2 separate regions of the Mus musculus genome follow, and region 1 is linked to region 2. Evidence: chromatin loops called from intact Hi-C (ENCODE). Cell type or tissue: heart. All regions are shown on one strand. Links, peaks and the distances in the headings refer to the core of each region. The heading gives the core; the rest is flanking DNA.

Region 1 (2,908 bases), core at 150-2,649, 210 kb before region 2:
TAAAAACCATGAAATTATCTTCCTAAAGCTAGCCCCCAAGGTCTGTTTCCTTATTTGGCCACATCCTGCTCCTGAGGCTGACTACCAAGGTCCAGCTATCAAAGTATTGAAGTGAAGAAATCAGAAGCCTCCTTTGGCTCAGCTAATTAACATGCCCACGCCCACTTAAAGTTAAAGGCCTCATCCTAACATGGGGTTTTCCCTTTTACCTTTATAAACTGCTATTTTCTTTTTCTTTTCTTTTTCTTTTTTATTTTTACTTTTTTTTTTTTTTTTTTTTTTTTTGGGTTTTCGACCTAGGGTTTCTTTGTGTAGCCCTGGCTGGCCTGGAACTCACTCTGTAGACCTGGCTGGCCTCAAACTCAGAAATCTGCTTGCCTCTGCCTCCCAAGTGCTGGGATTAAGGCCTGTGCCATCACTGCCAGGCATCTGCTATTTTCCTATGAGCCATGTCTGTCTCCTCTCTATCCAGAGGCAAGGCTTCTTCCTATGGGACAAATGCCCCTCCCCCTCTTTCCTGTTCCCTTCATCTTCTCCCTCTTCCTCTATCTCCTTCCTATCTTTGTCCCTTATCCCTGCCCTCTCTCCCTCTGGAGGAAATAATCTCCTTTGAAAATTGAGAACTTGGTCTTGGGGGTCCTGAGTGATACTTTTCCTTTCATCACTGGCCCCAAGGAGTTTGTTTTTGTTTGTTTTTGACAGGATCTCACTTTTTAGTCCTGGGTGACCTGGAACTCTCTATAGAACCAGTCTAATCTCAGACTTACAAAGATCCACCTGCTTGTGTCTCCTGAATATGCTGTAATTAATGGTGTATACCGCTATAACCAGTAAAAACTTTTTTTATTGTTGCATTTATTTTTTGTTTGTTTCCTCTCTCTCTCTCTCTCTCTCTCTCTCTCTCTCTCTCTCTCTCTCTCTCTCTCTCGTGTGTTTGTGTGTGCGCGTGTGCGTGTGCGCGCGCGCGCACGCGCATATGGGAAGAGTATATACCATGGTTCACATGTACAGTAAGAGGATAACTTGTGGAAGTCAGTTCTCTCCTACCAGGATGAAATTCAGGTTGTTTCAGGTTGGCAGGAAACACTCAGAGCTATCACACGGCGGCCTACAAGTATCCTTTAAAAAGATTCCCCTGTAACGAGGCTGGAGAGAAGCGCAGTGGTCAAGAGCGCTTGTTCCTTTGGCTGTCGGGATTTGGTTACCAGCATCCTCTTCGGGTGGCTCACAACCACTCCTAGTTCCAGTTTCAGGTGTCTGGCGCCCCCTTCTGGCCTCCGAGGGCACCAGATACGCATGGAATCATTTAGCATACATGCAGGCCAAACACTCATACACTAAACTAAAAGTAAACACCCTGGCTGCTGTGCGGGAGCACGCCTTTAATCCCAGCACTAAGGAGGCAGAGATAGGTGGATCTGGATCTCTGAGTTCGAAGCCACCCTGGGTTCCACGACAGCCAGGGATACCCAGAGAAACCCCTGCCTGGAAGAGACACAAAACAAAACAAAACAAAACAAAACAAAACAAAACAAAACGGACAAGGAAGTTGTAGAGGGCACTTCAGGGGGAAAGTTTTTTTGTTTTTTGGATTTTTATTTTATTTGTTGTTGGTTTGGTTCTTTTGGTATTTTTTTTTCTGAGACAGCGTGTCTGCTATGAAGCTCTGACTGTCCTGGAACTCACTCTGTAGATCAGGTTGGCGCCATACGCCACCTGTCTCTGCCTTCTGAGTGCTGGGATCGAAGGTGTGCACCACCACCAAAGCAGACTGCCCTTCTTTTGTTTTGTTTTTAAGACAAAGTCTCGCTATGTAGCCAAGGCTGGCCTCCTACTCTTAATATTCTTGCCTTGGCCTCCCAAATAATGATCTCTAGTAGTTCTTGTTTGGTTTTATGCTTTTGTTTGTATGTGGCGAGGGATAGTAGGTATTGAATCTAGACATGCTTGGACATGCTAGGCAAAGATTATACCTCAGTCTGTTTCCTACTTTTTATTTTGAGACGGGGCTCACTGTGGTGTCAGAGCTAACCTAGAATTTGGAATTATCCCGCCTCAGCATCCCAGCTCAAGTAGCTGGGGCTACAGAGCTTCACCATCAAGTCTAGGACTCGTTATTCTTCACAGTTACACACACACACACACACACACACACACACACACACACTTTTTTGTGTGTCAACTTGACACAAGCTGGAATTATCACAGAGAAAGGAGCCTCCCTTGAGGAAATGCCTCCATGAGATCCAGCTGTAAGGCATTTCTCAATTAGGGATCAAGATTAGTGGAGGGTCCATTGTGGATGGGGCCATCTCTGGGCTGGTGGTCCTGGGTTCTACAAGAAAGCAGGCTGAGGAAGTCATGGGGAGCAAGCCAGTAAGCAGCACCCCTCCATGGCCTCTGCATCAGCTCCTGCCTCCAGATTCCTGCCCTGTGTGAGTTCCTGTCCTGACTTTTTGGTGGTGAACATCTATGTGGAAGTGTAAGCTGAATAAACCCTTTGCTTTCTTGGTCATGATGTTTGTGCAGGAATAAAAACCCTGACTAAGACACACACACACACACACACACACACAGAGAGAGAGAGAGAGAGAGAGAGAGAGAGAGAGAGAGAGAGAGAGAGAGAGAAGAGCATGCTTCAGTTGGAAAATGTAGTGTGATGTCCAGAAGGAACAGCTAAATCCCAAGGTCTACTCTGACACACAACAGAAGTACAGCAAGTTCTAAAATACTGTGGTGAAACTTTATTTCACAGAATGAAGACACGAGAATGCTAAGTGTGTGGATGAATAATTTCTTCCTTCTGTCATTGATAAAAATGGAAGCGAGGGGCAGAGGATCCCAGTGCAGGAGGTGTCCATCTGTCAGGATATACTGAATGGAGAAGACACTCTTCATTTAAAATTTC
Region 2 (2,908 bases), core at 201-2,700:
ATATCCGGGCTACACAGAGACACTCTGTCACAAAAACAAACAAACAAACAAACAAGAAGAGGAGGAGGAAGAGAAGAAGACAATAACAACTTTCTTTTGGTGAGAAGAAGAAAAGAAGAAGAGGAGGAGGAGGAAGAGGAGGAGGGGGAGGAGGAGGAGGAAGGAGAGGAGGAGGAGGAGGAAGAGGAGGAGGAGGAGGCAAAAGCTTTCTTTTGGTGAAATAATTCTTTCTTTTTTTCAACCCAAACTCAGGGTTAACAACACTACCCATCAACCTCACAGTGGCTCTTTCTGAAATAAGTCTGAAGTCCTGGGCTAGAGCCACCGCAGGACGCAACCCCACTCACGTTATTTTTCCTGGTGCTGGGAGACTGAGCTCAGAGCTTTGCCCAGGTGACCACTGCACCCGAGCCAGGCAGAAAGCATCCTCTCCTGGCTTGCTCCCTCCCCTGCTCCCGTCCCTACTTCCTCTCCTCAGTTCACTGGGCCTAACTCCAAAGAGAACAACTTGCTCCGGGAGCCTTTGCTTGCTCTCCATCTTAAGATAACCCTGGTCCAGACAGCCAGGGGCCGTTCACCTGGGGGACCACACGTCTTCTTAGGGCCAAACCCCGCAGACTTCTGCACCTGTGCATGCATCCGTGGAGCTCCGTCAGCCGCTGACTCCCTGCTTTGGAGTGCAAAGCGTCCACGTTCTGAGTCACCAACCAGTGCAGCTTCCCCAGTCTCTCCCAGTTGCTCAGAGCCCAGTGTGCTGGGTTGGGTTGGTGAGAGGAGAATTGAGGCCAGCCCACAAAGTTTCGGGCCCAGTACCGCTGGCGGACCGGAGCACTGCGGACGAAATCAATGTGCTGGATGGGTCTCCGGTCAGTGCGGGCGTAAAGTCCCACCTTTTCTGACCTGTAGTCTGGGATGCCGGACTCGGTGGAGATCCCCGCGCCTGTCATCACGAGGAGTTTCTTGGAAAGGCTAATGAAGCGCTGTAACTCTTTGATCTTTTCAGGGTCCAAAGGAGGGCTGGGCGGCACAAATAACCCCGAGGGTCCACAAGAACGCGGCCGGCTGAGGTGGGTGATCCAACGGCCCTTTGTCGGCCTGAAAGTCAATCCGCTCATTCTTATTCTGGAGAGAAAGAAATCCATGAGAGCAGCTGGGTTTTACAAGTCAAGTTAACCCACCAATTGATAGACACCGGAACTCTATTCGACTATGAAAATTTTGCCACGGTGGCCCCGGCCTGGGATTGTAGCACTGGGGAAACAGAAGGGAGGACGGTTCGTCCGGAAGCCCTTCAATTCTCAGCACCTACAATGGTGACTTACAACTATCTTTAACTCCAGTTTCAGGCCCTCGTCTGCGCTCTGCAAGCGCCGAGGAATAAAAGGGATGCGCAAATACACGCGCAGGTAAAATACCCAAACACATAAAATAAAATTTAATTTTAAAAAATTAAATATTTTTTAAAACAAACTTTAAAAAAATTTTTTTTTACTTATTTTATGTATATGAATGGTCAACCTGCGCGTACACCTACTTCCCAGAAGAGGGAAGAACTCATCAGAGATGGTTGTGAGACACCTTGTGGTCGTTGAGAGTTGACCTCAGGACCTTTGGAAGAGCAGGGGGTGCTCTTAACCACTGAGCCATCTCTCCAGCCCTAAAAAACAGACTTTTAATAGCCCATTATTTTTCACCTGCTACTAATATAAACATGTTTTAGTAATATTTATATTTTTGTTAATATTATCTCTCATGGGACTATTTGTTCTATAACTCTACTTGGTTTAAATCAGATATTATTATTATTATTATTATCATTACTTGAGACAGAATTCCCTGTAGCCCAGGCCAAGGAATACAACTAAACCGAATTATATCATTTCTCCAAAAGATTTTTTAATTTTAGTATGTCAGTTTTGTTTTGTCTTTTTCTACACGGTTCTCGGTACCAAATCCAGGGCCTCTGGGATGGACGCTAAGTAATCACTCTGTCTGCTTACCCTGCATTGTAAATTCTGCTACTTGGACACATAAAAATCAAGGCATACAAACTTGCCTGTCTGGTTTTCTAGTTGTAAAGACAAGCCTTTGACACAGTCTTTGACATAATGCGGAGCTATCGAGTGATAGGCACACATATTTAGGCTTGGCTTCCTATCCAAGAAGAGCTCAGGACCCTGCTTTCTCCATGAGATTTCCCAGCTACGTGTGAACGGCTAAACAGTCGGGTTTTGCCGGGATAAATCCTCCTTGTCCCCTCGAGAACAAAAGAGACAGATGGAATCCCTAGTAAGAATGCTCAGCGGGAAACCTTCAGCCGGATCAGAACACTTACCTTCCACAATTCTCACCCAACAGTGGGACTCGCTTGTTACGTGTGCATCTTGGGAAATGTAGTCCGCGAAGCCGATCTAGTTGGAAGAAAACTACAAGTCCCAGAATCCTACGTGTCTCCCACGCCAAGATTCTTGGGCGCTCCTCTACGGATTGCCCGCTGTCTTTCCTGCTCAGCTCAGTTAAGGTTCCGGATATGCTGCTGACGCCTGGGGCAATGATTGCCTTTTGAGGTTCTTGTAGTGTTTGTTTGTTTGTGGCTTGTGTTGTTTGCTGAGAGAGGGTCTGACATATCCTTGTCTGACTCCAAATCCGTGATCCTCCTGGCTCCACCTCCCAAGTGCTCGGATTAGAGGCTTGTGCCACCAAAGAAGTGGTTAATATTTCCCATGTCCTGCGTGCGAAAGAGGATCCAAGCAGTCCTAATTTAGGAATTCGCTCTCTTAAAGAAACTCTTTCACTAGTAGCACAGGACAATAATCTGCCACTCAATAGGCTTAGGCGGAAGAATCACGAGTTCAAGGCCAGTCTGGGTGACTTAGTGAGACCTCGGACTCAAAATAATACTGTAAGA

The links. Hi-C counts contacts between places; a loop is a spot of excess contacts. Peaks named below come from ENCODE experiments on the same cell type or tissue, not always from the same donor. Only the 100,000 strongest peaks of a DNase experiment are listed, where the experiment ranks them.
Region 1: a loop joins it to region 2, with 2.6 times the contacts of the local background. A loop is called at or near these places in 2 of 42 quality-filtered maps.

The regions. Positions count from the first base shown.
Region 1 is chr5:115,274,935-115,277,842 of GRCm38, forward strand. No RefSeq gene overlaps it. Among named protein-coding and RNA genes, the nearest start is that of Coq5, 3.3 kb to the right of the region's middle. In heart, for the core only: a CTCF peak has its summit at 1,276 (motif pointing left); no DNase peak of the experiment used is centred there.
Region 2 is chr5:115,481,997-115,484,904 of GRCm38, forward strand. It overlaps Sirt4 (sirtuin 4), which reads right to left and starts at 2,488. Exons shown (of 5, transcript NM_133760.1): 1 at 2,336-2,488; 2 at 628-1,122. The coding sequence starts at 1,115. It overlaps Gm42007 (a long non-coding RNA gene), which reads left to right and starts at 2,454. Exons shown (of 2, transcript XR_878704.2): 1 at 2,454-2,567. In heart, for the core only: a CTCF peak has its summit at 1,594 (motif pointing right); DNase peaks (open chromatin) are centred at 765, 1,085 and 2,415; H3K4me3 peaks cover 1,602 bases; H3K27ac peaks cover 753 bases; H3K27me3 peaks cover 1,155 bases.